Linked DNA regions of Mus musculus: all the other regions are linked to region 1. The links are chromatin loops, found by intact Hi-C in ENCODE. Cell type or tissue: heart. All regions are shown on one strand. Region 1 overlaps Zbtb20 (zinc finger and BTB domain containing 20). Region 2 holds the start of 4932412D23Rik (RIKEN cDNA 4932412D23 gene). Region 3 overlaps 4932412D23Rik (RIKEN cDNA 4932412D23 gene). Region 4 overlaps Zbtb20 (zinc finger and BTB domain containing 20).

Region 1 (8,000 bases):
TTTGTCATTTCATGTCACCCTGGTCAAATCTGGGAGCCAGCTTGGCTTGCCCGTGCCTACATGATCTCTGAAATGCATACCATGCTATTGCCTCCCTGCAAGGATAAGGAGCCAAGCCTTGCCTTTGGGACTCTGGCCCCTTCCACCATATTTCCAGCCCATCCTGCCAGCTCTGCTCTGTCCTCTGGATGCATGGCTCTGTGTAGCTGATTGGGTTCCTTGTACACTGGGCATTTATGTTTAAATACAGCCTTCACAGGAAAGTGTGCACAAATAAGATAGGGCAGGAGATTCAACATCCACAGGAAAATAATGAAAATTTATTAACTATATTGAAACTAATAGATGAATATATGCTTTTTTATACTAAGAAAGGCTAAAGATGTGAATTGTTTAGAAGCCATGCATACAAAATAATTACGCATGAAATCTCATTTTAATTGTACTTACAAGTTTTTCTGTACAGTATGAGGCATATAATGGGATAATGCTTTTTTTTTACTTAAGTCTCTGTTACTGGAAAACACTAAACATGGGAAGCTAATAATCTTCTTAGGTACCAGGTAGGACTTTTACATCCATAGTACCTACCTTTGTCTTTAGTTGTTCTAACATACCTCAAAACCAAAGAAATGAAGCTAGAATTTTGTTTTGCGTGTTTTTACCTATAATGTGTTTGGTGTCGTGGATGGTAGTTGCTGATAGCTGGCATATAGGTGATGGGCAGGCCTGGCTGGCCAAGACGGGCATGAAGGACAGTGAGGACTGCGGATTGATGGCATGAGAGGAGACCACACATTGCTTCTTCAGTGTAGTCACACAGAGAACTTACTTGCAGACTTTATCCTTACGTTCAAGTACAAGACGTGCACGCTTCTCACATCGGAATTTTCCTTCAGCACAGAGTAAAGCCTGTGTCAGCACTGCAGCACTGCTAGGGTAGCACGGTGTGTGTATTCTTCGCTGCTCCTACATTCTCGTGCTGCAGAGAACTCAGACCTAACAACTGGGGTCTAATCCTTCTTAGAAATTGCAAGGAAAGCTACAGTCACATGTTATTGTCACAGAAAAATATTTTGCCTTCTCCTGAGCTGCAGAGACAGGGCAGACTGAGTTACAACCCAATAGTCTCTGCTGTTCAGAAAACTGCTTCCTTACACACACAAAAGACATAATTCCTAAGGTGGGAAGGATATAAACATGAACTTTGAAGCAGTGTGTCCTTCCTGGGGCTGCGTGTGCTCTGTACCTGTTCTCGCCATTTGTGAGGTAATGATGAAGCAGTGCTGATTTGAACACATTACCTGTACACATGCGCAGGGCTGCCTGCTGACACTCACTGTTGTGATAATTAAATGAGATGGTGTATATATAGGGTCTGGCACGGCAGAGATGAGTATGTCTACTCAATCCACTGAGATGTACTGAGCGCTCAGTGGGTGTCACTATTCTGGGCACCGCGAAGTGTAGCAAAGAACACAAACAAAGCCTCACTTATTCAGTTTGCCGGCTCTATAAATGGCAAACAGACAAAATAGGTTCATGGAAGCTAACAGAGGACTGATCTGATTTTATTTTGCTTTTTCCTTCCAGAAAGTATAATTGAGAGGAACAGGGTGAAGGAAATGCAAATGCGAAAGGGAAGCAGTAGGTACGCTGACGAATCTTGCCACCCCATCTCCCATTCCCTGTCCTAATGCATGACCCAGCGACCTCTCGGGACTCCAGAGCCCATGCTCTCCAAGTCAGACTGTAAGACCCCACCCTAGGGCCATCCTGCTCCTTCAGAGAAGGTACCGCTCTTGCCTTCCAGTTTAACTGATTCAAAGATGAGATCAACAACTCTTCGTTGTCTCTCTCCCGTGTCTTCACCATGCTTTGAGCATCCCTTAGTCTCACCCACACCTCAGACATGGTCCCCTCCATTCAACTCCCTTCAGTTAAAACCTTTATATGTGCCATTTATTTCCTGCCAGGATCCTGACTATTGTGAGGGAGGAAAGACACTGAAAAAATATTTCAAATCAGCCCTGCCAAGAAGAAAGGGGGGAAAGATTGAGATAATAAAATGTTTTAATCATGAAAACATTTTAAACTAATGTTAGAATACTGGGCCATGTCTTGAAAGGCTGAATGGTAAGAAGGCGCGATAACCCAGAGTCCCGTAGGTGGTGTCCATGAATAGCCACAGTGTTGTTCAGGCTCATGGCCCGCCGCAGCTTGCTTGACCCTCAGCTCCAAGGGACTGTCCACACAGCTACAGCAATGACAGGCATGTGAACAGAAGGGGGCAGTTAACATTCCTTCTCCATTGATGGCAGTTAGCCCCTGAACCAGATATTCAAAATACTGCTAAGATGAAGATCTTACTTATATAGCTAACATGAACACCACAGGACTAATATTTTTCAAAAAGCCCCATTCTCCAGCACTTGGTTCTGGACCAGCACTGTGCTAAACACAACCTGGCTCGTCTCCTTTATTCTTAATCACAGCCCATAGCTGGAAGGCATTGCTGTTCCCATTTTACAGATAGGGAAGATAAGGCCTCAAAGATGCAAAATAACCTGCCTCGGGCACAAGGCTGCTAGCTAGTGGAGCTCAGTTTTCCTAAATTCCCCTCCCTAGGTGGGAGTGTCGGTGGCTTTTTCCTTCGTCCCTCTCCGTCTGTCCGCAGACACTCTACAGTTAAACAGCAGAGTAAGTAAGGAAATGGTTCCGACTCCAGAAAGGCCAAGAAAGGCATCACTGATCTCAATTATCTTGATCCCGCGACTGCGTAATTATTTATCAAAGGGAGGTTCTGACTAATTCTTTCCTCTCCAGCCAGGCTGATTAGTGGAAAGCATAATCTGCAGCAGAGGGTGGGAGCCCAGTGGAAGGAGAGAATTGGAGGAGAGAGGGAGAAAGATGGAAGAGAGCACTCGCCTCTCAACAGACCCTGGAGACTGATAAGAGCTCGCATGGATAAAATATTTATTTTTCCATATGTTGCAGAAAGCACTTCTGCCACTGTATGTGTGCAATATGTGCGAAGGAGTGTGAACTGTATACATCCAACACCACCGATCTGCCTTGTTCCCGTGCATTTAACAGGCTTAATACCTAACAGCGCATCCATATGTTTTAATGCATATTTCTCTGCAAAAACAATATGGTCTAGTTTGGGACGAGCCAGCAGCCTCCACAGCCTCACTCACTGCTATGTTTCAGCCCTCAACTTACTGCCGGGGCCAGCACAGGGAGAGTTAAAGACCAGAAGGTTCTGCCGGCCAGCTCAGCTGCCCTTCACCTTAAACGCCTTCCTGGTTCTTAAAGCAGCCTTTTTCTCATAACAAAAATGTTCACAGTGGGGAGATGAAAATGTTTTTGTTCTTTGGACAATTGGGACATGTTCAGTCAGAATGTCAGAACTGACCGTTGAAAGGCGGGTGCCTGCGGCCACACTTCTCTCTCTCTCTCTCTCTCTCTCTCTCTCTCTCTCTCTCTCTCTCTCTCTCTTTGAATGCAGAGCTGCACCAGTGTGGCGGGAGGAAGTGCACAATGATTGGCCTGTTTTTCTGTAGAAGTGTTCAGGGTACACCCAGTTTTGCTTTGCATATATTTGCGAAACATCTGCCCTTTTCTTGTTCTGAAGTCTCTCTCCCTCACGGCCCCTTTCTCCTCTCCCCCGGGTTTTTTCTTTGTTGTTGTTGTTGGCTTCTCTGACTTCTACGTAGAAGTTTTCATTTTCTGGTTGAGGGACAACCTCATCAGAGTGTATAGTTGAGAGAGAGAGAGAGAGAGAGAGAGAGAGAGAGAGAGAGAGAGAGAGACAGAGAGAGAGAGAGACAGAGAGAGAGACAGAGAGAGAGAGAGACAGAGAGAGAGAGACAGAGAGAGAGACAGAGAGAGAGAGAGAGAGAGAGAGAGAGAGAGAATATGAATATGCACAGCAGGCGGGGAGAGAACAAACTTGAAAGAGACTGAGAGGCCAGGCCAGAGAGAGCTTGGCACACCAGCCTTTGGCATGGTGACCAGGAGGAAGGTTCTGGTAGTTTAGGCTCTAAAATACTGCCTGGAGTCAGCCAGTGTGCTGCTGCCCTCTACAGGCGCCAGGGGATAGTGCAAACTACTTAGACTTGTACAGACATGTCCTCAGATGTGCCATGTTTATACAATCCCCTTTATGCAACCAAAGAAGGCATTTTCAGTTAATTACAAGAGAGTTTGCTCTTTCCTCCTTAATAAACCACAAACTGAAAAAAAAATTGGTCATAGAACAGCACCTGTGCATGTCAGACAGACTGCTGTTTTGTGTTAACGCTTCTTGGCTTCAGAAAAAGGAATCCCAGAGAATTATAAAAGAGGTTGGAATGGGAGAGGAAGTGCTCCAACGGACAGTGTGCAGGGCTCTGGTCTGTGACGTTGGAGCACTGCCGTGGTAAGAGGAGAAGTGAACTGGCAGGAAGCAAGGAAGGGAAGGGGCCAGGCAGGTTGGGTTTGAATGTGTTCTACTCGCTGAGGTGGCTACAATGTCCCTGGGCCATGGACAGCCACCAAAGGTGGTCCTGGACATAGGTGGGGCACAGAAAATCAGGCATGCATCAAACTCTAATTCAGGACAAGAAGTAAGGGCATAAGCCGTGCAATTTCTCCAGAGTTAGACCTCATGGGTGGCTTGGCAGTACACTGGTGCAAGAGTGTGCTCTTAATTCCATGAACCACATGTCAAAAGCTAGCTGAGGCCTTGTCTGTAAACATAGAGACCATTTTTTTTTCTGCTACATAATGATGGCCATTGGTGTTTTGTCCCTATATTTAGGTGACTTACAAGGACCAGCCACTCTTACTAAAGACTCTTCTTGTAATCAATGAAAAAGCAACCAATCCAGGTTGATTCCCCTGCCGCATAAAATGAGGAAGCTTAATTGAGATTCAAACTAGGACTGGTCTCCAAGTATATTTAAATTTCAGCTCTATTTAATTCTGTCAGCAAACAGTTCGCAAGTGGCTGCTGTGTATATGGTTCACAGTATGGAATTATGGAATAGGCAGTAACCCCAGGAGGACAGGACCAAGATTGCTCAGCCTCTGTGGCACATCACAGCCACTTAGTCTCTGTACCGAGAGTGTGGATGGGGGAGTGGGGGAGGGGAGCAGAAAGGCGGAGTAAAGAAAGGGATGAACACCAGAAATGGGACAACTGCTAAGACACTCCCCTTCCACAGAAAGCCCATTCTCTCTGAGAGCCAATAGCACGGAACTGTTAGTGAAATAAAGAGTTAGTGAGTAAGGCAGGAATCCTGCAACCACTGAGGGATCTCAGAGTGATGCAGAGAGGAGCCATCCTGTCTGAAAGAGGGGAGTCACAGCAGTCTAGCATAGAGACGGCATTTAATAAGTGTGAAGGAAGGTTCCTCTCATTTCATCGGCAGAGATGAGAAAAGGCAGTTCAAAGCAAGGACAGTAATGAGTAAAGGTAAAGAGCCAAGAGTGTACATTCCAGACCCCTGGGAATGATAAACGCACACCAAGGCAGCCAATACACATGGCCCATGAGATAAGGTAGGGCAGATAAGGAACTGTCCTCAGATTCCAGGCTGCCACGGTGCTGCGGGATCGAGTGACTGGAAAGCAGCAGAGCTAGGGTCTTGGAGGAAGGAGAATAAGTCAGCAGCGCAGTAGGGAAAGCATTGAGGCTGCCGTCTGCAGAGGGAGCAGGCTGGTGAAGACAGCTGGGCAAGCTGGCCACGGGGCAAGAGAAAAGTGAGCAAGGGGCTTCCAGCCGATGGCAGGCCCCAGTGGCAGAAACAGGCCCCTCAGAGGAAACACTGCTTCTCCAGGGGAAACAGACAGTGGGAGGGGGCAGTTAGACAGGGAAGACTTTGATTTTTAATCCTTTCTGAATCTGAAAGACCAGAAGAGCAGATCCTTGGGGGTCCTGATAGGCACAGGATTTGAGGGTTAGCCCCAGACCCCCATCAGCAATGAATAAGGCACTGCGGCTTGTTTCTGTTATGTTGGCTTTCTCCACACTGAGAAATATATCTGAAAGCCCCCAACTCCATCCTCATCTTTACCACGCTGTCTCTGCCTCATGCCCTCTGAAGAAACAGATTTGATTTCACAACCTGTTGGACTAAAAACACAGCATACTAATCATAACACCATATTCTGCGAGGGCAGATTTGACTACCCAGTACAACACATTTCAATACGAAATATTCTGTATACAAGTCCAAAGCCATGCTCATAGAAACAAGAACATGGAAACACAGCAATTTACAACAGATTATGTACCACACATAATCTATCCAAAAAAAGGGGGGGGACCCATACTCTATGGTAGCATAGTGATAGAAAAAGACACAAAGCCACAGAAACTGGGGACATGTTCAAGAAGGATCTCATCCCTTTTGGGGTGTCCATGCGCTACATAAATGCCGATTTGCTAGTTATCATTGATTGTCATGGAGAAAAGGATCCTGGGCTGACTGATAGCTGAACTATTTCACATTCTGTTCCTCACTAAATCACACCACCACCATTCTACTCCCTATCAGCAATCTCTTCCTCAGAAGGCACATAAATACCAGTCATGCTCCTAAACTCTGGGAGCCTATACTAAACCAAAGAGCATGGAGAATCTTAAGGCTGGGATGGAGAGAGAGAGGGAAGGGTATGTGTGAGACACCATTCATCTTTGCCTCTTAGAACCTACACCATCTTAATCGCTTTTCACTTCCTACTTTACAGTCACCTCTGCCACTACCCCTTCCTCTGGACAGCCTGCAGATGGAGACTAGGATTTGAAATTCTGTGTTGCTTTCACATAAAACTAATAGTAACAGATTTAAAGCTAGAAGGAGCGTGTAGGGCCTTCTAATCCAAGCCCTTTATTTTGCAGATGAGGAAACTGAAGCCCAGAGAAGTGAAGTGAGGTGCCCAAAGCCACACAGCAAGTTGCAGGCACAGCTAGTTCCGTAGCTCAAGTCTCCTGACTCCCAGTCCAGTGTTCTTCCCATTACTCCACGGGTCCTGTCTCTAAGCTTCCTGACAAATGCTAGAACGGTAAACCTCCACTAGTATTTTTCCAGACCATGTTAAAAATCTAAGGGGGGAAAGGATGCTTTCTTGGATAATGTCAGCCATACGTAGCTCAAGCTGTCTAAAGTTCTGGGACAGGGTCTTTTTATACAGCCAACAGAGTCCAAATGTGGTGCTGTTTGCTTGGCCCATATGCTTTCGTGTGTTCCCAGTTAGGCCATTACTGGAGGGAAAAAAACAAGAATCAGCTTGTTTTAAAACAAGGGACATACTGGACTCCCTCCCATCCCCCTTCAGAAAAAAAAAATCAAGTTATCTTTAACAGATTCTAAAAATGCCTTTTCCCAAATATGCAGTCAGTTCCTTCAAAGGGCCCTTTGTTTATTCTCAGGAAGAAACCCAAGACAGCTGAAAACCAGAAGGCATCTGAGGAGAATGAGATTACTCAGCCGGGCGGATCCAGCGCCAAGCCGGCCCTTCCCTGCCTGAACTTTGAAGCTGTTTTGTCTCCAGCCCCAGCCCTCATCCACTCGACACATTCACTGACAAACTCTCACGCTCACACCGGGTCATCTGATTGTGAGTACCGCAGTGAGGTGATGGTGTCTTCCCAAAGCTTGGCGCCGTGCTTCCCCCCCACCCCCCCACCCCAGGGTTCTGGCTGTTTTGCATTCAGAGCAAGCTGTTTCCATTTGGTCTTCCAAAGTAGCCAAAAGTAGCATGCCACCATTTTGATCCAACCAGCATCTATATATTTTCAAAGCCAGAGAATATTTTAAAGCCAGGTAACCAGCCACTTGGCCTCCGATTGGTGATTAATTGCATGTGACCCTGTTCTCTTTTGAGACATTAACTCAAGAAAAGAAGTGATATGCCACTTCCTGGTGTTCTAGCTCTCGGTAACAGCACTTCGACCAACCGTTACTAAGTAGAATAACCAAATATGGACCTCAGAAGGCCAGTGAGACACA
Region 2 (8,000 bases), 700 kb before region 1:
TTCCAAGTGAACAAAGAGCTCTCCCTACATCCACTTGTGCATTTCCAATATAACTATCAATTATATTCTCCACCTACTATCCATAAAGTACCCAAAGTTAATTTTTATGTATTATTTAGAGATCAGTTCTGATTTATCTAATACCATTCACTAAAACAGGCCCCTCACTCATGATCTCTGTTACCAATCTGTAATTTTAACAACATGCCATTTATGTGGGACCCTGTTTCTGGTATTCCCCCCAGCCCCAGTAAATGTAATCAGTATACTACACAATACACACATACACACAATACACACACAAACACACATACACACACACACACACACACACACACACACACACACACATCCCTTATTCCTCTTCTCCAGGGATCACATTCTGGAGTCAAGTACATTATATCCTAATTATGTGAAGTTTTGTTGGAAACTGCTTATGGTTTTGGTATGACTCTTCAGCTTACAACAAAGCTTTGAGCAGAACAAAGAGCAGGCATTGGAAGGAGAATCTGAGGATAGAGCAAAACAGGCTAAGCGCCTGCGACTCCCGGGAAGAAGTATTATAAAGGGCTTCAGACTTTTACCACATTGTGGGTTTCGTGGTTCAAGAAAATTTTATATAATGTTTCCAGGGGCCGGGGAACTTGATTCACATCTGGGGTGCATGTGTGTTAACAAGTGTCCTCCTTAAGTTGCTTTGTGAATGACTCATCTAACCTTAATGCTTTGCATATTGTCCTGACAAATTTTGCTGTCTAGTTCAATTTTATGCCACTAGGAGAGGAAGATTTTTATTTTCCTATTTTCTTATTGCTGTTAATGTGTTTTTGTTATCAGTGAGCTCATGTATAGAAAAGCAGGCCTGTTCTTTAAAGGGTAAAACTATTAAGTGATGTGTATCATATACAGGGTTGTAAGTTCCCTAATGGATCTTCTAAATACCAATATTACGTCGGCAATAAGAGTATAGCCATCCCAGAGAATAATTGTTTTTAGGCAAAAGTGGGTTTATGGATTCAAGAAGTTCCAAAGCCTTTCGCTATGCTGGACATTTATTGCTTTCTCCTGTGGGCTTCTTTTGAATACTTACTGGTCACTGAGGTTTTCTCAATTGTCTCTCAGATGTAAATATTTTATATTTTCTGATATACTACAGGATTTTATATATCACATCACTCAGACTTTCTCTACTTCACCTAGTGGTGCCGTTAATTATGCTACATGGTATATAGTTATGTTATATATGACCTCATATATTATGCTGCAGCTATGTAGTGCCCTCATAGAATCTAAGTCCCATGAGAGTAGTAACTGATTTATTTTTTCATTCAACATAGTGATAATTTCAGTGTATTCCGATTTTTCTAATTCCTTTGGAAGGTGGTGTTTTATATACTCCCACGTCGTAAATGATGCAAACATGCACAGCAGAGTAATTTGTTTCTTTTCTTTAAGAAGCAGAGAACTCTGGAGGAAAAAAAAAAAAAGCCAAATCCAGTCTTAGTTTTGGTATTTTTGTCTCCATTTAAAATTTTTAATTAGTGTGAAGAATATATACTTATGCTTGTTGAGTGAATGAAGAAATAGACTACTGGAAAGAGGCAAACAGATTGTGATTCGATGACTAAAAGACATTTTTATAAACCTTTTCTAGGCAACTGCTAATCTTTTATTTTTGATCAACTTTTTTTTTCTTTAATTTCTTAACCTTTTTGGACACAATTTAAAAATGTTTATTCATTCATTTAATTTTGTGTTTGTGTAGGTACATGATGCAAGTTTAGAGGTTAGAGGAAAACTTGGGGCAGTTGGTCCTTCCCTTCTACCAGGTGGGTTATGGGGAATCAAACTCAGATCACCAGGCCTGGCATCATCCCCTTCACCCACTGAACTGCCGCACCAGCTCACCAACAGGCACTCTCCAGTTCTCTTAAATGGTAAGGAGCAAATATCTCATGCCCCACAATTAGGGCATTCTTAATACATGTCTGGGGTGTCTCTGTCTGGGAGAAACAAAAACCCACAGTAGTCAGGGTAGCCATGCAATGTAAACATGAACACTGAGATATTCCTTAGAGCTCAACGCCTTTTAACAGCAGAATTGGACAGTAAAAAATACAGGTAGTAACACCCAAGGCCTCACCTTGTCACTGTTATATATTTTACATAGTTGCCCTTATGATTCCTCATCATAATCCTCACATTTACAAAACACTGCAAAGTATCTTTAAAAATTTATGAGAAATGATAAGAATTTGAAGTAGTCATTTCTTCTTAAAGTTATGGGGTTAAGTAGTTGCCCACTTTTGTTAAATTTTACTTAATTTTCTCACGTGAAGCTGATTGTTCTGCACAGACTATTTCCTGTAAAACTTTTACTTAGAGTTTATACACAAATTTAAATCCACACTCGGTAGCACTTTTTACTTTGAACATCCTTCAGTTCTCTTATATTTTAAGCAATTTCTAGATTCTGATAGCCACACCCATAATCTTCAGAAAGGCCCTAATGTACTAATGAAGTCAAGGCCTTGTGCTATTTTTTTTTTTTAAGTCAGGGCTAATTTTGTTTTGCTTATGGTCTGCCAGACTTCTACTTAGTCAAAGCAAACATTTGGTGTTCAAAGTATTTAGTGTGTGTCAAGGAAACCTACGTGAAATCCAGGCTTAAACTTACTTCAAGTCTACCAGAATCTATTTTTCAAGTCTATAATCTATAAGATTATTTTCTGTATTAATAACCAATACTACAAATACAGTTTCTTTGTATGGTTGGTGTTTCTGACAAATCCCTTTCGTGACAAATTAAGCTCCTTAAAAAGTATTAGTTCTTATTTTGGCAGGAATTCTTTTTCTTTGTAGAGTGAAAAGCCATTCTTTTTTCCATCTTAGTCCTTTTAAGGAATTCTTTTCAGGAATCTATCCTTGGCTTCCTGCTGGCCTCAGGCCTCACCCCCTTCCTCCTCCACCCCGCCCTTGCCTGACCAGTATTTGTTAGAATTTGGCTCTGGGGAGTACTATGCTGAGTGACAAATGGATGAAGATGAAGGTTTTATTGAAGCATCTGAACTGCATTTAATTTTCCGTGTTGCTTTATTCCTTCTAGCTCCCAGGATATTGAATTTTGTGGGCTTCAGTTGGGTCGTCAGTACTTCAGGCGTTTAGTAATAAGAAACATAATCTGCTTTTTCCGGTAGGATAATAAATCCTCATTGATATTAAGGGCGGCTCTCTGCAGACGGTTTTACACGGTATTTTTCTGTAGAAACACATTCCCTGGGAGTCCTAAAACTGCTCCCGCCTCTCTGTCTCCCTGGGCCTCAGGTCGCCTCCCGCCCAGCGGTCCCTCCCACCGCCAGGATCCTGCTCGCTAGGACATCCACTGCCCGTGACCACGACACCCCTCCTCCCTGCACTGAACCCCTTCCCTCCCCTCCCCCTCTGGGCGAGCCAGACAGCGGGTAACCGCCGCCTCCGCTGGGGCATCCCGGCTCCATAGGCGGCGCGCGGCAGACACCTGCTTCTCACTGGCCGCCGCCGCTGCCCCTCACCCCGCAGTCCCCGCGACAATTGGCCCCGGGCCGCCGCCCGTCATCCTCTAGCCCCTCTTGGAGTCCCGCCTCTATCCTCGGGTCATTTAAGTTTATCACAAATAAATAAATAAAGGAGGAAATAGAAATGCGTAGAAAGTAAAAGCAGTCAGGAGGGGGCGGGGACGTGGATGAAAAGGAGGGTGGGGAAGTGGAGGAGTAAACAACCAAACTTGATCGTGCCTATACTGACCAATCACCGATCACTACAGTCCGGTCTGACGGCCTCTGTCGACCAATAGTTTCCCAGCTCTTGGATCACTGAATAACCAGAGACAGCTGGCCTCTCTACACAGGGCGCTGGTGGGCGGGAAGAGTTGAGAACATTGACCAATAGACTGTTAAAACTGCTCTGAGTGAAGTTTCCGCTCACCAGTTGATGCTTGAGATAGCGGATTGGGTGTCTCCTAGGCCAATCAAAGATGACAGAGATGAGAGAAGGGGCAGTTAGGGGAGGAGCCGCGGAGGGGAGGAGGAAGAGTGCATTTTGTTTATGGGCGGCAACCTCACGAGGGCTGTCCAAACGCTATTGGTCAGCTGAAGCAGCGAGTGGCATGCGAGCCGCCCAATAGTAGGACAAGGTAGAGGTTCGCGGCTTCGGGCGCCCAATGTGGGCCTTCTGCCGAAGAAGTAGGGGCGGGGGGAAGTTTAGGAGTTGAGGAAAGAAGATTAAAGAGCGCGAGGAGGTAACGCCAAAAACTCTAATTTGTTGTGGGGCGGGCGGGAGGGAGGGGTGTGTGCGTGCGGAGCGCGGCCGGGCGTCTACGAGTCGCGGGGAGTCGGGGGTGACGGGCCGCCGAGGAGGGGGCGGGGTGGGGCCGTGGCGCGAGTTCCGAGCCGCAGCCCGGGGCTTCTGCCCCGCCCCGCCCCGCGCGCCCTCCCGCCGCCCCTCCTCGCGCCCGCCCGGCGGCCTCGCGCGACCCTGCGGGGAGGGTCCGCCGCTGGCCCGGGCGGGGCGTCCGGTCGTTGCCACTGCGTCTAGTCTCTCCTCCCCGCTTCTGGAGTCGCGGCTTCCCAGAAGAGGAGCTGAGGGGCACCGGCCGGGGCTCCGGAGCTGTTGGCGGCGCCGGCTCCCGCCCCTCTCCTCTCCCTCCCTCCGCCCTCCCAGTCGCTTTCCTCCCGCGCAGAGAACTGGCTTCGGAGAACCCGGGCTTGGGCGCGTAGCCCAGCCTGCCTTGCTCTCACCCGTAGACAGGGGGGCTTGGCAAGGATTGAACCCTGTCCTCCTCTCTTTAGCCTTTGGGCCCCTTCCGAAACATTAAAAAAAAAAAAAAAAGTTAACGCTCTCTCATACCTTGAGACATAAAACAAAACAAAACAAAATAACAAAACCTACCCCATCCCCAAATACAGGAGTATGGTTTTGAAGTTCATTCAAATGTGGTCCTCTAATTGTTTTAATGCTTTTCCCTGTGTGGGGGGCTCTCAGTGTCCCCCTTCAGCCCCTCCCCTTCCTAAGGATGCAGAAGAGGCAGGAGGCAGGGATTTCGTAAAAGTTGTATTGATAAACACACTTGCACAAGCATATGCTAGGCACACACACAGACTATAAACATTAGCGAAAAACACAATATGGCGTACAGCTACGCTACCTAGCTCGGTAATCTGATGATCTCTTACTCCGAACCGGGTCAAATCAGGTCTGAAGAAGCAAGACAGTTCTCCAGCAGAAATCTGAATGGCATGGGAAAACATTTGGAAGCCTGCACCTGATGGTATAGTCCTCAGAATCATTGGCCCAGATTTAAGTTGAACATGTTACCTTTTTAGACAGTGAAATTTACTATTTTTTAAACACACACACACACACACACACACACACACACACACACCAGAATGTTACTAAAGTGGACTTTTCTCACTTTGGTATTTTCTGCTATAAAAAATTTCAGCGTATACAGTGATTTCAAGTGAACAGTGTTCCAAGTTACTGCTGCAACTTGTTGCCATTGAAAAACTTAGAACATCCAAATACTAGTTTATGGAAAAATAGTGTGAGCTCTCAATTCAAGGAATCAATGGCTAGTTAACGCTCTCACAGGATTTACTGGGATTCCTGGTTTAGCTTCTTGTCTCAAGGACATTTTTCTATATTGTGGGAATAGACCCCAACCCTCTGACCCTCTCCACAAATGACTATGTCAGGATCTGACTACGTTTTGTATTTTTGCGTTACAGTTAGGTTTGACTTGACTTCTAGGGAAAGTAGATGAAACAAACCAACAAACAACTCGCTTATTCTCTCAGATCCTTGCTCGTTAGAATTCCTAATAAATCGTCAGAGTGCCCACGCAGGTAGGACATGGTGGTACTCCAGCATCTCTTGAATCCTCCCAAGAAACTTGGTTTTAGAATTGTTGAAGAACCACAGATGGTTCTGTTCAGTTGCTCTAGTGTAAAAGCCTAAGATTGGGGTTCTGAATTCCATTGAATTCCATTTGCAGAACTTTGTGTCTGAGGTCAAACGGTGCTGAAATAAACCTGTGAGGAGAAGAAATTGGAGTTTTCTGGAAGTCTCTGAGCTGCCCAGAGAGTGAGGCAATCAGGCATTGGGGCTTTGATTCAGGTCTTAGATGACAGAAGTACAAGCATTTCAGCTATGAAGAGCAGGTTGACAGGTATACCCCCACCAGGCTCCAGAGCAATAATGCCTTTTCCTGATGACCTTCTAGTGTTTATTAGGTTAGAAAAAAAAGCTTAAAAATGATTAAATTTTATCCATGTTCTGGAAGCTGTCTTTGTTTGTCTGCCTAGGTAGGCCAGCATTTTGGGATTCTCACTATACCAAGATCCTGAGTTTATTGACTAGGTAATGAGGCAAAGAGTATGTTTTTTACTTGAGGGCAATGCTGGGGGTGGGTGTTTAGATCGGTTAGATATGGTGTTGACTCTGACACCTAGTTAGGTGGCAAGGCTTTGGGACATATAGCGTACTCCTGTTTGCCTGTATGACTTTGACTGATTGATAAAGGAAAAAGATAGAAGAGCAAAGCCTTTTCAAGTGAGTTGTTTTTGTGTCATTTCTGCAGATTTTCAGAAGACTTTTGAGACAAACTAAGCTTCCCAGATAAAAGCCTAGACTGAATAACTAGGCCATTTAAAAGAGCAATAAAAGCTACAACTAAATTCCTGTAAATGATTTACAACATAAATGAATTTTAAATTATTTCAGATATGGAAGGGAAGTTTTATTTTCTGAAATAGTCATGGCAACATCACCAGCAGTTCTGGATACTTGGGATGGAACAGTGACGCGAGGGGGAAATTGTTGGTCTCTGTGGAGCTTAAGTCATTAGGTAATGGACTTTGTCTACTCCTCATTGCTAAGAGATTATTATTTTTTAATTAAACAATCCAGCAGCTTTCGTGTTTTACAAACTAGATTTTAAAGAAGTTACCAAGTTTGAAGGTATAGAATGTGTTTATGATTACAAGACAATCTGAAAACTTTTATTTAAATAATTTATACTCTTTGTTTTTGTGAAATGTTTTCATAAAATTTCAGAAAAATCATTGATACATAGGGGCTTTAAATTCTTATTTTTATCATATGTTTGGAATAAATAAAATGATGCTTTACAGTAAAATCTTGTGTTTTCACATTAACTGTAAAATTTCTATGTGGCATTGTCCTACTAGCAAAACTGATAAACCCATTAGCTCACTAACACACGTTAATTTTTGTGTAGGATTTACTTTAGGAATTTACCCGAAAAATCAAGTATCTCAAATTTCCCCAGTTTTAGTTTTAAAAGGAAAAATGAAAGTTGTGACTAACTCGCAGGTGACATTAAAGAGTAGAAAGAAGACTGGAAAACAAATAAACAAACTAACTTTGTTTTTAACCCTTTCTTTTCAAACTCCAAAATCACTTGATTGACATTGCTCTGGTTTAAAAAACCTTTATGATGCAGGAATACTATAGGAAAATTTTTAGCATTATTTTAGCCATTTTGTCTATAAGAAAAAAAAAATCTAGGTTGTAACAGAAGGAAACTTGGTGCCTGGTTCAGTGAGTACTGTATGTCATTGAATTTTAAGTGTGTGGCTTCAAGTGGTGAGGACCTCACCTTCTTAGCAGTTGGTTGCTAGCTCCCAAATGACAAGTTCTGATTTTCAGTATTTTGCTCTGTCAGTTATGAGTCTGGTTTTGTTATTGATATATAAATTTACTCCTTACAGGAGATAGCTTTTATTATACAGAGCCCACCACATTCTCTGCTGTTGAGTGTTTGGCTTTTCAGGCCTACCTTAAATCTCTGAGTTAGTACATATTTTAATCAACCTTTTCCAAAAAGGGGACATACTGCATTTAGAGTACCTCGTGGTTCATATACAGAGATCCCTGCATAGGAAGGCTCAAATCAGAAGAGTGAGGGAAAAATAGAGACTTTTAATCTACCAGAATAG
Region 3 (8,000 bases), 740 kb before region 1:
CCTTGTCTAGTCCCTGATTTTAGTGGGATTGCTTCCAGCTTCTCACCATTTACCTTGATGTTGGCTACTTGTTTGCTGTAGATTGTTTTTATCATGGTTAGGTATGGACATTGAATTCCTGATCTTTCTAAGACTTTTATCATGAATGGGTGTTGGATCTTGTCAAATGCTTTCTCCGCATCTAATGAGATCATCATGTGGTTTTTGTCTTTGAGTTTGTTTATATAATGAATTACATTGATGGATTTCCATATATTAAACCATCCCTGCATCCTTGGAATAAAACCTACTTGGTCAGGATGGATGATTGCTTTAATGTGTTCTTGGATTCGGTTAGCGAGAATTTTATTGAGTATTTTTGCATCGATATTCATAAGGGAAATTGGTCTGAAGTTCTCTATCTTTGTTTGGTCTTTCTGTCGTTTAGGTATCAGAGTAATTGTGGCTTCATAAAATGAGTTGGGTAGAGTACCTTCTACTTCTATTTTGTGGAATAGTTTGTGCAGGACTGGAATTAGATCTTCTTTGAAGGTCTGGTAGAAATCTGCACTAAAGCCATATGGTCCTGGGCTTTTTTTGGCTGGGAGACTATTAATGACTGCTTCTATTTCTTTAGGGAATATGGGACTGTTTAGATCATTAACTTGATCGTGATTTAACTTTGGTACCTGGTATCTGTCTAGAAATTTGTCCATTTCGTCCAGGTTTTCCAGTTTTGTTGAGTATAGCCTTTTGTAGAAGGATCTGATGGTGTTTTGGATTTCTTCAGGATCTGTTGTTATGTCTCCCTTTTCATTTCTCTTTTTGTTAATTAGGATTCTGTCCCTGTGCCCTCTAGTGAGTCTAGCTAAGGGTTTATCTATCTTGTTGATTTTCTCAAAGAACCAACTCCTCGTTTGGTTAATTCTTTGAATAGTTCTTCTTGTTTCCACTTGGTTGATTTCACCCCTGAGTTTGATAATTTCCTGCTGTCTACTCCTCTTAGGTGAATTTTCTTCCTTTTTTTCTAGAGCTTTTAGATGTGTTGTCAAACTGCTAGTGTGTGTTCTCTCCAGTTTCTTCTTGGAGGCACTCAGAGCTATGAGTTCCCTTCTTAGAAATGCTTTCATTGTGTCCCATAGGTTTGGGTATGTTGTGGCTTCATTTTCATTAAACTCTAAAAAGTCTTTAATTTCCTTTTTTATTCCTTCCTTGACCAAGGTATCATTGAGAAGAGTGTTGTTCAGTTTCCACATGAATGTTGGCTTCACATATTTATGTTGTTATTGAAGATCAGCCTTAGTCCATGATGATCTGATAGGATGCATGGGGCAATTTCAATATTTTTGTATATGTTGAGGCCTGTTTTGTGACCAATTATATGGTCAATTTTGGAGAAGGTATCATGAGGTGCTGAGAAGAAGGTATATCCATTTTTTTAGGATAAAATGTTCTGTAGATATCTGTTAAGTCCATTTGTTTCATAAGTTCTGTTGGTTTCACTGTGTCCTTGTTTAGTTTGTTTCCACGATCTGTCCATTGATGAAAGTGGTGTGTTGAAGTCTCCCACTATTATTGTGTGAGGTGCAATGTGTGCTTTGAGCTTTACGAAAGTGTCTTTAATGAATGTGGCTGCCCTTGCATTTGGAGCATAGATATTCAGAATTTAGAGTTCCTCTTGGAGGATTTTACCTTTGATGAGTATGAAGTGTCCCTCCTTGTCCTTTTTGATAACTTTGGGTTGGAATTTGATTTTATTCGATATTAGAATGGCTCCTCCAGTTTGTTTCTTCAGACGATTTGCTTGGAAAATTGTTTTCCAGCCTTTCACTCTGAGGTAGTGTCTGTCTTTTTCCCTGAGATGGGTTTCCTGTAAGCAGCAGAATGTTGGGTCCTGTTTGTGTAGCCAGTCTGTTAGTCTATGTCTTTTTATTGGGGATTTGAGTCCATTGATATTAAGAGATATTAAGTTAAAGTGATTGTTGTTTCCTTTTATTTTTGTTGTTAGAGTTGGCATTCTGTTCTTGTGTCTGTCTTCTTTTTGATTTGTTGAGGGATTACTTTCTTGCTTTTTCTAGGGCGTGATTTCTGTCCTTGTATTGGTTTTTTTCTGTTATTATCCTTTGAAGGGCTGGATTCATGGAAAGATAATGTGTGAATTTGGTTTTGTCGTGGAATACTTTAGTTTCTCCATCTATGGTAATTGAGAGTTTGGCCGGGTATAGTAGCCTGGGCTGGAATTTGTGTTCTCTTAGTGTCTGTATAACATCTGTCCAGGCTCTTCTGGCTTTCATAGTCTCTGGTGAAAAGTCTGGTGTAATTCTGATAGGCCTTCCTTTATATGTTACTTGACCTTTCTCCCTTACTGCTTTTAATATTCTATCTTTGTTTAGTGCATTTGTTGTTCTGATTATTATGTGTCTGGAGGAATTTCTTTTCTGGTCCAGTCTATTTGGAGTTCTGTAGGCTTCTTGTATGTTCATGGGCACGTCATTCTTTAGGTTCGGGAAGTTTTCTTCTATAATTTTGTTGAAGATATTTGCTGGCCCTTTAATTTGAAAATCTTCATTCTCATCCACTCCTATTATCTGTAGGTTTGGTCTTCTCATCGTGCCCTTGATTTCCTGGATGTTTTGATTTAGGATCTTTTTGTGTTTTGTATTTTCTTTGATTGTTGTGCCGATGTTCTCTATGGAATCTTCTGCACCTGAGATTCTCTCTTCCATCTCTTGTATTCTGTTGCTGATGCTTGCATCTATGGTTCCAGATTTCTTCCCTAGGATTTCTATCCCCAGCGTTGCCTCACTTTGGGTTTTCTTTATTGTGTCTACTTCCCTTTTTATGTCTTGGATGGTTTTATTCAATTCCATCACCTGTTTGTTCGTGTTTTCCTGCAATTATTTAAGGAGTTTTTGTGTTTCCTCTTTAAGGTCTTCTAACTGTTTAGCTCTGTTCTGCTGTATTTCTTTAAGTGAGTTATTAAAATCTTTCTTGATGTCCTCTACCATCATCATGAGATATGCTTTTAAATCCGGGTCTTGCTTTTCAGGTGTGTTGGGGTGCCCAGGACTAGGTGGGGCGGGAGTGCTGCATTCTGATGATGGTGAGTGGTCTTGATTTCTGTTAGGATTCTGACGTTTGCCTTTCGCCATCTGGTAATCTCTGAAGGTAGTTGTTATAGTTGTCTCTGGTTAGAGCTTGTTCCTCAGGTGACTCTGTTAGCCTCTATCAGCAGACCTGGGAGATTAGCTCTCTCCTTAGCTTCAGTGGTCAGAGTATTCTCTGCAGGCAAGCTCTCTTCTTGCAGGGAAGATACCCAGATATCTGGTGTTCCAACCTCCCTCCTGGAAGAGGTTGTGTTCCACTCACCAGAGGTCTTAAGATTCCGTGGAGGGACCTGTGAGGACCTTGGGGATGTCCGGAAACTCTGCGCGCAAGGAACCCCGGTGCTGGAGTGGACCAGAAGGGACTTATGCCCCTGATCAGGCCTGGTTATCTGTTTCCCTAGTTAATGCAGTTTGAGGTCCTGTGCGATTGGATTGGAGCAGATGCTGTGTTCCACTCACCAGAGGTCTTAGGATTCGGAGGGGGATCCTGGTGGGTCCTTGCGGGTGTCCAGAGACTCTGTAGGCAAGGCACCCCAGTGCTGGGGAGGACCGGAAGGGATTTGTGCCCCTGATCAGGCTGGGTTAGCTGCTTCCCTAGTTAATGCAGTCTCAGGTCCCGCGATTGGATTGGAGCAGACGCTGTGTTCCACTCACCAGAGGTCTTAGGATCCCGAGGGGGATCCTGTGTGCGTCCTTGCGGGTGTCCGGAGACTCCGCAGGCAAGGCATCCCGGTGCTGGAGTGGACCGGAAGGGACTTGTGCCTCTGATCAGGCCGGGTTATCTGCTTCCCTAGTTAATGCCGGATTATTCTTTCTTTAAAATTGCTGTTTTTTAAAAAACAAATGGACCGCATACTTGTCTTTTTTATTATTTAAAGTTCCAAAATTATCATTTCTGTTAAACCAGACAATCTTTTAAATGTAGATTTTATGTTAGAGTAATTTTTTATTTCTGCCAGCAGGTGGAACCCTTTAGATTTATTTTGTCTCAGTGCAAGATAAACGAACTCTCTGTGATCCATTTTCATTTATAAGAATAGTTTTATTTAATGTTTGTTTCTGAAATACGATGAGTACATAAGAATAGTCAACATATATTCCCTACAAAATTTCATCATTAGTGAAACTCCCACTAATATATTTAATTGAACTTCAATTTCACAGACACTTCATCAAATTGCACTGGTCAAAGTGTAAATTCTCAAGATATTCTTTGTATCTCCAATGGTAAGGAAACACATAACCTAAAGGATCCTCCATTCTATAGAATAAGGGTTTGCAAATATTTTATGTAGTCAATTAGTAAATGTTTACATTCTATGAGACTTACTGTGTTTATCAAAACTATCTATTACTATGATGGTTCAAAAACACACAGATAATATGTGGGCAGGTTTAGTCTTTGGACTCTGGTATTTATCTTACCCCTGCTCTTGGCCAGAACGTCCTGAACTTGCTTGTGAATCTGAATCAACAGGATATTTTAAATTTCAGATAGTGCAGTCAGTTCTCCAGAGCATGTGATTAGGCAGGTCTCTGAAAGGACTTGAAGATATGTATCACTAGTAAGTTTCTAAGTGGTGCTGATGTTGTTGGTTCCAGGTACAGATTTTACCCTGGAAACCATACTCTAGGCCATATCATCATTTCTGCAGCTATTTGTTTGTTTATTATCTTTGTGTGTATAGTGTGTGTGTGTGTGTGTGCTCATGCGTGTGTGTATGCTTGTGTGAGTGTCTGAGTCTGTGGATATGTGCCACATAAGTATTGGTATTCAGAAGGGAGCATTGGACTCTCTGAAAGTGGAGTTACAGGTGGTTTTGAACTACCTGATGTGGGTACTGAGAATGGAAGCCAGGACCTCTGGAAGAGCAGCAAGTTCTTGGAATGACTGAGTCATCTCTCCTGGCCTCTGTTGGTTTATTTCTAAAATAGTCTTTAAACAGGTAGAACAGATATCATAACATGAACTTGCAATATTTTCTAAAGAGACAATTTGTGAAGTAATAGATTGGGTCAATGGGAAGTAAGACTTTATATTGTGACATACACGGTTCAATTATCACCATCTATTAGAGTAGTATTTTTTTTTTCATTAAGAATGATGCTATAGAAAATACCTCTTGAAGAGGCTCACAGGCTGAAAATGTGTTGACATTAGTATGAGAAGGTGAGAAAAGAATCACCCACCACTGCTTTCATCCTGACAAAATCCCTATATTTTAATGCATGTTTTTTACATAGCTAAAATCATATTTCACATTTAACTTTAAAATACAGTTTCTTAAGTATAGTGATCAGAATTGCTACTCTTGTAATTAAATACTATTTGTAAACATCACATTTAATAGATACGTAATTTCCATTACATATAGGTATATTTTAGCAACTGTTCGTACCCCATCCATAATTCTTGGATATTTCTGTCTCGGTGTTTATTAGAAATAATCTTTCAATGAACATTTTGGTGCATAAATTTGTCTTTATGTGAGATTTCTTTCAAAACCCACAGAAACGTCAGTACTGATATGTTTAAGGTTCACATTGCATATTCAAGGTGTCTTGATTATAATCTTATCCTCAGTGCATCGGGGAACAGCTACACTACATCCTGTCTAGTACTAGCCATTTTCATTACTTTTCTTTGTTACACACACTTGTGGCTGGCTTAATTTTCTCAATTATTCCCTCTTTGTGTCCCACCCTCATACCCTCTTCCACTGCTTGTCCATTAGAGCTACTAAAGCAAAGTGTCATAAACTGGATAGCTTACAAACAGCAGAAGTTCCTCACAGTTCTGGAAGCTGAAGTTTAAAATCAAGCCACGGTTACGTTGTGGACTTAGAGGTGGGGAGGCTGCGTGTTGGTTTTTCAATGATGGCCAGGATCCCTTTTTATAAAGTTTCAAATACCATTCATGAGGCCTGTGACAATTGATTTTAACATCAACTTGCTACAAGACCTAATTATTTCAATAGAGAGCCTCAATTGAGGGACTATCCTGACTACCTTAACTGATGTGAAAAGGCACACCCCAAATGTGTAGTGCACCTTCTAGAAGCAGCCCAGACTACAGGGCAAGGCAGATGGAGGATGTACTCATGGTCTTTCCTCTTGCCTTTGAGTTGATTTCCTCCGTTGTTGTAGCTGATTTCTCCGTTGATACCAGAAACAGCATCTCCAGGGTTCCACTGTGGACTGAAGAACAAAAGCTTCTAGAAACCCTACAGGTTCTCAGGGCCAGATTTGAACTGCTGAGTCACACATCCTCAGGGACTGGGCAACTACAGGGTTCATGGCTGTTCTGGTGTGAGACAGCTATTCCACAATGTTAAGTCTGATGGCTGAGGCACCCAGCCTTGAGACCGGAAGCAACAACTGGTTCTCAGCCACTCGAGTGTGAGACAACTGTTGTCATGTTTCAGAGTACAATGATTTAATAATTTTTTTATATATACTGTACACACACACACACACACACACACACACACACACATTCATCCTATCAGTCTGTTTCCTAGAACCATGACTAATTCCATACCATGGAGACTTATTTAAAATTCAATCTATAATACCATTGCATAAAGAATTAGGTTTCAACCTATGAATATCAGTAGGACACAAAATACTCAGATCACAATACTCATTCACTCTCTCTTATTCCCTTCAATCCCTTACACACACACACACACACACACACACACACACACACACACATGCACGTTCAAGATATTGCCATTACAATGGCAAGCATAGCATTATTTGAGGAGGTTTGGTATGTGGCAGAATACGCATGTGCACATCTACAAAGGTGGAGAGCAGTAGCCATTCCCAGGCTAAAGCTACATTTGAGAATGGTTAAGGCACAGAGGTCTCTAACCTCTTCTTTCCCTGCGTACAGCATGGCTTGAGTCAAGACATGAGTGCTGGGCTGAGACAAAACAGTATAAAGGTTGAATTCACATCTGTAAGAAACCACAGATGTGTGGCTGTCACTTTCATAGTCCTTGCCTCAGGAAAATTCTCCAAAAGATCATGGTGGAGATAGAAGCATTATGAACATCTGCTCCATTTGGCTTTGAACTGTTTTTGGTGACTGGTTCTTCTTCACCTGTCTTGGTTTGGATTGGAGTTTATTTATGGACAAGTCTATAGCTCTCCCCTTACAGAATTTTTCTCCCTGATGTCTAGGGAAGATTATCTCACAGACTCACAAGTTCATCAGAGAAATGAAAATCCATCTTTCTTCATTAAAATTTATGATAGAGGAATGATGGGAATGAAACATCATTGACTACACTAAAATCAACATTGGTGTCCATAACAATAAATTTTAGAACTGGTTCTCTCTGCTTTGTACTTCCCACAAATTGTTTTTGGTCAAAAATCTGAGGAAAATGCATTATGGTACAAGGACAAAACAGCCCTGACCTAGGAAAATTCAACCAAAAGTGTCTCATCCAATGTGTTAGACCTTACATTCCATTATTCCCCAGTAGAAGCTAACACTATACTTGGGAGGCAGAGACAGGCAGATTTCTGAGTTTGAAGCCCGCCTGGTCCACAGAGTGAGTTCCAGGACAGCCAGGAATACACAGAGAAACCCTATCTCAAAACAAAACAAAGCAAAACAAAACAAAACAAAACAAAACAAAACAAAACAAAACAAAATAATCAAGCCAGTCTCCTCATTGTTCTTGAATCAAAAGCCATGCCCGTGTCTCATTGCACCGCCTCTCCTTCTTGGCTCCTGTGATTTCTGACCCCTAGAGTCACTTTTTAAAATACTTTCTCATAAAATCTAACTTTTTCAAGATCCAGTATAAACTTTAGACCCTAAAAGAAATGGCCTTTTTGGGGTTCTTGGGGGACTCAACTTAAAACAGCTGAACTCCAAGCTATCAGGCATTAGCT
Region 4 (8,000 bases), 110 kb before region 1:
CAGGAAAGGTCTGGGTCCTTTTTGTACAGGAATACACTGGCCTCCATCATAGCAAGGCTACAGCTCTTGAAACTTGCTGAAGTTGGACATTAATGATTTTGTGGCTACAGGTGACAAAGTGTGGGAGCAGTGAGTCCCATCAGGAATCTCAAGGTTTTGTGGTCCACCCCTGCATTAGATTTTGTGTCTAATTCTTTGTCTTTTCTTTCATTTTCAGTCCCTTGACCACCAGTCTGTTGCCTGTTGCTGCTCTTCATGTGAGTAAAAGTGGCTTCTTTGCCTTTAAAAAAAAAAAGAAGTAGTAGATTTGGGGAAAAAAAACTCTGGGTTTTGGTGTCCTATTTCCTGGTTGACTTTACTGTGGTGTCTAGCATCCATGTTTAGCGCCTTTTCCTGCTTGGAGCCAAGTCGGGTAGTATACTGCTGAGCTGCCCTGTGTGAGGGAGCCAGCAGCCCAGCCATTGTCCTCTGAAAAGACTGCCCTTTCCCTTGCTGCAGCTGCTATTTGCAAAAGTCGCTGCTCTTCTGAACTGAAGCTTACAGTCCACAGCCAGATCTCAGCAACAGTTGGGCTTTGCTCCTCTGTCAATCAATGAGCAATTATTTATTCTTCCGTTATTCACTCGTCCCTAGGTCCAACCATTTTTAATTTTAACTTCTAGATCAGAGCTTTCATTTATTGACAAAATTTATAATATCCTTTTACCAAGAAGTACAAGCCTGAAAAGTAAATAGGCTAAAAATTTGTGCAAAATTATAAAGTCTAGGAAGAAAAATAAAAGAAATCCAGGATTCACATGTGCCTGCAAGTTTATAGAATGCGCCATTTCTTTTCAGAGAAGACAGGAAGTTTTTTAGGGGAATAAAAAGAAGAAATGGAGAAACAAAACTTGATTTAAAATGAAAAAGAGAACATTTATTATTTAAAGACCAAACCTGCCTGCACTGAGCAGATTTGGATAAATATTACTTTGGACTGCTTTTAGGAGATTCTGGGGCAATGAAATCAAATGATCAAGTCACTACCAAGAGGCACCACCTAGGAAATCCTACAGAGACAGGCAGTCATCTCAGATAATAGCTAAGTAACCGTGACCGTGGGTATCCTGCTCATTGCATCTCCCTTTGTCCCTCGATCACATTGCCACCTCCCCGTCTGTGGTGGTTCCTGTGCTGCAGTGGTCTGCACCAAATGACGAGGTCTCTGATTTCACATCTATGTGGCTTTCACTATCAGTCCTAGAAGCCTGCAGCAGACATATTTAATACAGGAGAATGCAGGGAAAGATGCTAAGGCTAAAGTCAAATGTGACATTTTATCTGACATAGGAAGGAGGCTGGTTAGACTCCTCAAGGAATGGTGCTGTGTTATACAACAGGGCCAGGTCCTACCTGGCCCTAAGCCATCTCATTCCCTGTTCATTCTCAGTGGTGATACAGCCGGTCAGCTAATGCTTTGGATGATGTTGGTGTGCATGCTCATCGTTACCACTGTGTCTTCCTACCCTTCCCTTCCCCTTCGTTACCTAGCACTGCATATTTCTAGTCCTCTGACTGGCAAATCATTTTGTAACAGCTCTTTTGTGTAAAAACAGTTCGCATAATAGCTCAGTGTTAGACAAGGCATTAATCCTCACATCACCAAGATGAGTCAGCACGATGAACTCCTGCCCGCCTAGCTCAGCTATTATGACGTCAGTGCTTTGGGGCAAGCATGAGACACAAACCGTATAGGAGACCTGTGTCACCTAGTAGAAATCAAGTCGGGAGGCCTCTAATTGAAAGTCCGTGTGGGCCTCATAGGAAATTGTGAAGCTAATTCTGTGCTACATCAGCAGAGCAGTTTCTGGACTTTTTTTTTTTTTTTAGCAGAGTAAGGCTGGGAAAAGAAAACCGTGTCACAAGCTGATAGTCCATTCATGTACTCATGACCTTGTCCTACCCCAAGCCAGGCTTCATGCTTGCTTGCTTGACTTGTTAGAAATCCTCAAGTTGCCTTTATGCCAGCAGGATGACGGAGCCAGTAACAGTCCCGTGTCCTCAAGTGCTCCCATGGACAGCAGCTGATGGCTCCAGGGTGCTGCTCTAGAGGCCCCTCAGCAGCAAAGGAACAGTTCCTTGGGAACAAACCAGAGCATTATCCCCAGGGCCTCTCCTTCCCAAGCGCCTCCTCAATGACCTCCTCGGGACAGGTGCAAGACTCAGCCTGTTTGACCTTCTGTCCTTGGCACTGCATGCAATGTCCGCATCTGGAATTGACCCAGATTTAAATAGGAGTTGAATAGCTGCCACGATTTCCTGCAAGAGTTTTCTGTCCCATTATTCTTCGGCAGAAACAGAAAGGAAAACTCCACAATCTACCACGCTGCCTCAAAGCAGATGACACAGACTAGCCCTGTTTGGGGAGCCCAGTTCTTGTCAGCAAGGCTTCTCTGAAATTCAGACCCAGATATGTTCTCTTGCCAGTCCTTTACAATATTAAAAGTTAATCATCAGAAGGTGGTAATGTATTCCATTACTGACATTCTGTATTAAAAAGATGCTACATCACAGCCTCCATCCTGCCCTGCCCCATCTAACTCTCACCCAAGCCAGTCACCAACCCCTGTGATAACCCAGAAAATGCCTCAGTGCTGGGATTTTCCACTTTCATTAGAGTGCTAGTAGTCTCTTACCATGCTTCTAAGAGCTATGGCTACTGCTTGGCTTGGTTTTGATTAATTATGCACAGTTCTTTATTTAGTTTTCAGTCAACAAACGTTTATAGAAAGCCTGTAACAGTGCTTAGTTCTGGGAACTCCAAGATAAATGAGAAATGCCACCTTTCATTAAGAATGGCACAGTCTGGGGTTGAGAGAACAGCTCAAGCTGGAACACTTGTAGCTCAGTGAAGTGGAGCGGGAGTGCAGGCCTGGGCTTGCCCCACAGCAATGCAGAAAAAAAAAAGAAAGAAGCCCTCAGTGTTCTAGGGACGATGACCATGTGCAAAGGCTGTTTTGTGACCAGCACTGGAATTCAGGTATCTCCAAATGCTTACCCATAGAGAAGGTTCAAGCTGGCTCAGAAAGTGAAAATAGTGACTAGGGGTTTACCAAGTGGGCACAGGAGGAGAGAGAGAAAGGGGTTTGTTGTTAGAGAAAACAAGAGCATTTAAAAGTGAGAAGGCACCAAGTAACCGCCAGGTCTAGCTACTGAGTTCTCGAGTGTGCTAGCATGTGATAGACAGGAGTCAAGTCAAAGGGGCCTCTGATGCCAAGCAAAGGAGTTTAGACTTGATCGTACACCCCTGAAGATAGTTTAAAGAAACCTAAGGCAATTGCTTAAGACTTGAACTGTGCAGTGAGTGAACTGTGCAGTGAGTGGAGATGAGATGTCATTTCAGAGTGCTGACTCAGGCATTAACATTTGTGTAACTCAAGCATATCTTTGCCTTGCCCTTTAGGAGAAAGGCTGATGTTACCGTGGTTGCCAAACTTAAAGCCAAACCCATCCTTATGGGAGTTCCACTGAAGGCCTCAGTCTAGCATCACACTGAGCTGCTGCCTGCTAGCCTTGAGATGTACAGGGTTCTTCTGCCCACAGGGGGCATGGGATAGCTAGGAGAGAGAATATGAGAGACAAAAGCACTTTTAAATAATGGCTCTCTAAAGTCAATCAATTCCCGATTTCCTGTCATTTTTCCATTGCTGCCTTTTTCTAAGCAAAATTTCCAAGCCATTGAACTGAATTGAAACTTATGCACAGCCGGGTGTTGAAACAATTCAGTATATTCATTCCTTCTCTCTGAATTAGAGTTCACCATAAGTGTGCTTTTCTCTCGTTCACTCTGGGCTGCCAGGACAATTTTAAAGGAGAATTTCAGCAGCTTGTGTCTCACGTACCATGTTCTCTTTGCAAACTGGAGTATCTGCGTGGGTGTGTTTAAGTTGTCTCTATACTGCTTTCTAGAAAGGTTTGAGAAGATGCACACGATGAAGAGTAGGGACCTATTACAAACCCAGATCCCCCAGTGACCTGAGTGCAGAACGTAGGCTGGTGATCAGATGGTCAATTATGTGTTTGTCAAAACACAGTGGGCTGCATTCCAGACTGCCAGCTTTGGAGGCCCAGCTTCTGCCAACCAAATGTCATCTGGGAACATGCAACACTGGGCACTGTGAAGGAGTTTGAAATAGACCATGCCACAGCCAACCTACTGCCAGTCTTATAGCACCAATATGGCATGCACAGCCGGGCCCCATGTTTCAGAGCTCAGGAATTCACTGTACTCCATTCAAGGGGTCAGATGGGTTCATGTTTTCAAAGCCTATGTTCTCTGATTTGAACACTGTGACTTGTTCCTCAGCAATTTCCAAGGGATTTTTCCAGTCACATCTCTGTGGAAACCTCTCGCTCTGTGATGCTTATGAGAGCCTTGTGAAATGTCCCAGAGGAGAGAGGGTAAAAACAAACCTGCTCTCACAATGACGGACTCTTTAAGGGATTCCAGCTCTAAGGAAATTACATTAAAGGTGCATAGCTTTTAAAATATCAGGAACCACCTTGGCAACTTATAAAAAGCAGAAGGGCTTTGCCTATTTTATAAAGTGATTTGCATATACCTGCATAAATAATGTCCCCACCTGTACTTTTATGCATTTAGGTTGAATAAATTAAATTCAGTGATCTTTAAAGTATTCTGTGTCTTTCATTGCTCAGATACCATTTTCAAGACCCTTCCTCTTCACCCCACCCCCAGCCCTGAGATTGTAGTGGCTATTTGTTTTTTAATCTTTTGGCTAATTCTGAGAACTAAAGTACACTGCACATCAGTCTACAACAACCAGAAACATTATCTTCCGCTGCTTGAATTTCTCTTTTCCTTTCGATCATTGGGCCAAGTATTACTTTTTTTTTTCCACAAGAGTAAATGGAAGAGTATACCATTAATGTGAAAGCATAGCCCAGGGAAGGATTCATACACAGTCCAGAGATATTAGCCTTATAGTATTTTCATATTAACCTTTTCTTTCCTTTCTTTCCTTCTCCTGTTCCTTGGCTCCCATGCTGTTTCTCTGTCTCTGAACACGGTCTTAGTATGTAGTACTAGGCTGCCATAATTGGATTCATCTTTGCTTGCCTTGGTCATTGATAAGTTCATTCAGAAACCGCCTGTCTACCAACTCTATCAGTTATAACCTGGGCCTTTATGCCAAAGCCTGGTCAACAGACCAGCCATAACCGCATTCATCCTACAAGATATTAAGCATGTGCCGTTGTTTGAGACTAATCATGTTTAGTGGAGTTAAAATACATAGTTTTTGTGCTTGCTTGTACTAAGGAAACTTAAGGTTGAGTTGAGAAAAGAAATTAAACTGTTGAGTGATTTTTATATGCACATAAGACAATAAATGACTAAATTCCAAATGGAATGATATAAATTCAGAAAGTACTATAGGTTTTATTCTCAAAATTGAGCCTTATCAGCTGAAATTTTTCATGTAAAATACAGTTCAGCTCGATATTGAAAAGTGAGTAAAATGTAAAAAGAAAAAAGTAAGATTATGATATTTGAAGCAAAAACATAATCTGGGTGTTGGGGTCTTGAAGTGGTTCTTAAGTAGCACTGGCCTTCCTCGGTCAAGATCTAAGACTTGATCTTAGAAGAAAAGGAAAATAAAAAGCCTGAGAGATAACCCTCTACCTACATCAGTAGAGCAAGCTTGGCTGCCTACATTCAATCCCAGAATCCACATACAGCCACAGGAACAGAACCTCCTCCAAACAGTTGTCCTCTGACACACACACACACACACACACACACACACACACACACACACAGACACACACACACACGCACACACACACAGACACACACACACACACACACACACACACACACGGACATATCATATACACATGCACAATAGAATTTCAAACAATAAAAATGATAACTGAGAAAATAATTTTATAACTCTTGGTTGGAAGGTGTAACATAGTGGTAAAGTCAGAAAGAGCTCTGTGACTCTCATGCCTTCGTTCTAAACTTAAAAAAAAAGATGTAAGAAGATAAGAACAACACCTTGCCAGGTCACTAATTTCTTTAGTCTTGAGTAGGAAAGAAGGAAGAAAGATACTACAATCCTGCCCATACACGGTTTGATAGTCCCATTGGTCCTGGTTTGAGATGCAAACCAAGGACTATCTTATCAACAGGATGACTAATCTCTGTGGGGCAGAATAAGAAATAAGGTAAGAAAGAGGCAAGACAGGATTAGAAAACTGATTTGGAAACTAGGTATACAAAAGGTACATTCTTACTAACCCCAAGTTCCACAGCCTGGAAATCAACAGCGTGAAGAAGTACATAAGATAAAGATCTGAGCCTGGAGCCAGTAGGACAAGCAAAGTTCCACTTGTCAAATGGGACACCCGTGGGGTCACAATCGGGAGCTCTACTGTTTGTCTAAGATCTATATTTTGAGGGCTTTTCGGAGTCTCCACATTGCTTCAGTTAGAACTTGAAAGAAGTAAGCAAAAATGAAGTTGATTAAGTAAAACCTATTGGAAGAAAAATACAATTTTTGTATCTCTGCCTAAACTAATTATAGCAGTATTTACTGAATCACTGCCTTGCTTCAGAAAAGTACACTATTAAGATATGCTCTTACTATAATTGTACAAATGAGGAAACTGAGATTTACCAAGTTTGATTAATTTTTCCACAAATACTTAATAAGTGTTAGAGATAGAACTTGAATTGGGACCATCTGTTCTTAAAATCCAAGGCCAAAATTCATTCAACACAGGCAAGTGTCTCCTAATGTTACAGAGATAATGGTGAAGAAAATAGACATTGTCACTCCTGGACCTTATAATCTAAGGGATATAGAGTGGATAATAATGAAATGGTCAGACAAAGAACACACACTTTCAATCTTACTATCATGCGAGAGAAGCACCGGATGCTCTAAGAGCAGCATCTAAATGAGAATAGAAATTTCCAGAATCCTTTCTGAGGAAGTGGCATTTGATCTAGTATCCGGAAATATAAAGCAAGAGGTGAGGTTGGGTACTAGGAAAAGAGTCCAGGCAGGGGGAGAAACATATTTAAAGGCCCTAAATAGAGTTGGAAGAAGAGAGTGAAGAAAACAACCCAATCTGCAAATGGAAATATACCCAGGGCCTGATAATTGTAGGTCCTTTGTAGCCGCCATGTTAAAGATTTTGATTCTCTTTTTTTTTTTTTAAGGACATTTGGAAAACAAACTAAAGAAAGAATATGTTATAATTCTTTTATTTTAGAAAGATATGGGACGTTTATCATAAGAATTGGGAATACAGTCATGTAATAAACAGTGTATATAGCTATTTTATTGGTAGTTCTTCGAAACAGTACAGTTACCTTCAGTGGGTAAGTTCTTAAACAAACTGTTGCACATACATATCATGAGATACATTCATCACTAAAAAGAAATGAGCAACTTGAATAAATTTCAAGGATATTTTACTGAATAAAAACTAAAATGGCCAATGTCGAGATAGCAAACTATTATCTATATGCAGCACTCTTGTACTGACAACATTATACTGCTAGAGAACAAAGTTGTGGTTCATGGAGTCAGAAAAAGGAATAGAGGTGGATGTGGTCATGGCTATAAAAGAAGTATGAAGGCGTTTGCAATAGATGAGAGGTACCAGCTCAAGGTCATCAGTATGTGGTGGTAGAAGATGCTGTTGGAATGAATAAAAAATGTCCAAATGCGGGTCTTGATTGAGAAGCCAAAAATGAAAACATAAGCAACTTTTACTGTTACCTGGGGAGAGAATCAAACCAGTAAAGTGCACAGGGGTAAGGAAGAGCCAAAAGAGTTGTAGGAAACCAGGAAACATGAGGGCAGAAGGCAAGGGAAGAGTGTTTCCTGAGAGAAGAGGGAAGGGCAAGGTTGAAACCCGTGCATTCAGTGAATCTGGTTGTAGATTACTGTTGACCTTAGCAAAACCTACTTGTTTGGAGTGGT

The links. Hi-C counts contacts between places; a loop is a spot of excess contacts. Peaks named below come from ENCODE experiments on the same cell type or tissue, not always from the same donor. Only the 100,000 strongest peaks of a DNase experiment are listed, where the experiment ranks them.
Region 2: it touches region 1 in a loop (2.6-fold over the local background); 2 of 42 quality-filtered maps call a loop at or near these places.
Region 3: a loop joins it to region 1, with 2.9 times the contacts of the local background. A loop is called at or near these places in 8 of 42 quality-filtered maps.
Region 4: it touches region 1 in a loop (4-fold over the local background); 7 of 42 quality-filtered maps call a loop at or near these places.

Annotation. Positions count from the first base shown.
Region 1 is chr16:43,570,141-43,578,140 of GRCm38, forward strand. It overlaps Zbtb20 (zinc finger and BTB domain containing 20), which reads left to right. Exons shown (of 11, transcript NM_001285805.1): 7 at 1,594-1,651; 8 at 6,890-7,053; 9 at 7,421-7,608. The coding sequence starts at 7,043. Among named protein-coding and RNA genes, the nearest start is that of Mir568, 67 kb to the right of the region's middle. In heart, CTCF peaks have their summits at 2,264 (motif pointing right) and 4,094 (motif pointing left); DNase peaks (open chromatin) are centred at 3,581, 4,051, 5,131, 7,511 and 4 weaker places; H3K4me3 peaks cover 754 bases; H3K27ac peaks cover 5,357 bases.
Region 2 is chr16:42,871,649-42,879,648 of GRCm38, forward strand. 4932412D23Rik (RIKEN cDNA 4932412D23 gene) reads right to left here and starts at 3,939. Exons shown (of 4, transcript NR_040521.1): 1 at 3,784-3,939. It also overlaps a transcript of Zbtb20 not described here. In heart, CTCF peaks have their summits at 3,477 and 4,783; DNase peaks (open chromatin) are centred at 2,983, 3,833, 4,003, 4,503 and 1 weaker place; H3K4me3 peaks cover 2,893 bases; H3K27ac peaks cover 3,574 bases.
Region 3 is chr16:42,832,081-42,840,080 of GRCm38, forward strand. The region is part of intron 1 of 4932412D23Rik (RIKEN cDNA 4932412D23 gene); the gene reads right to left. Among named protein-coding and RNA genes, the nearest start is that of 4932412D23Rik, 40 kb to the right of the region's middle. In heart, a CTCF peak has its summit at 4,041 (motif pointing right); no DNase peak of the experiment used is centred here.
Region 4 is chr16:43,462,730-43,470,729 of GRCm38, forward strand. Zbtb20 (zinc finger and BTB domain containing 20) reads left to right here. Exons shown (of 11, transcript NM_001285805.1): 5 at 218-257. Among named protein-coding and RNA genes, the nearest start is that of Gm15713, 47 kb to the left of the region's middle. In heart, a CTCF peak has its summit at 3,572; DNase peaks (open chromatin) are centred at 442, 1,442, 2,112 and 4,152.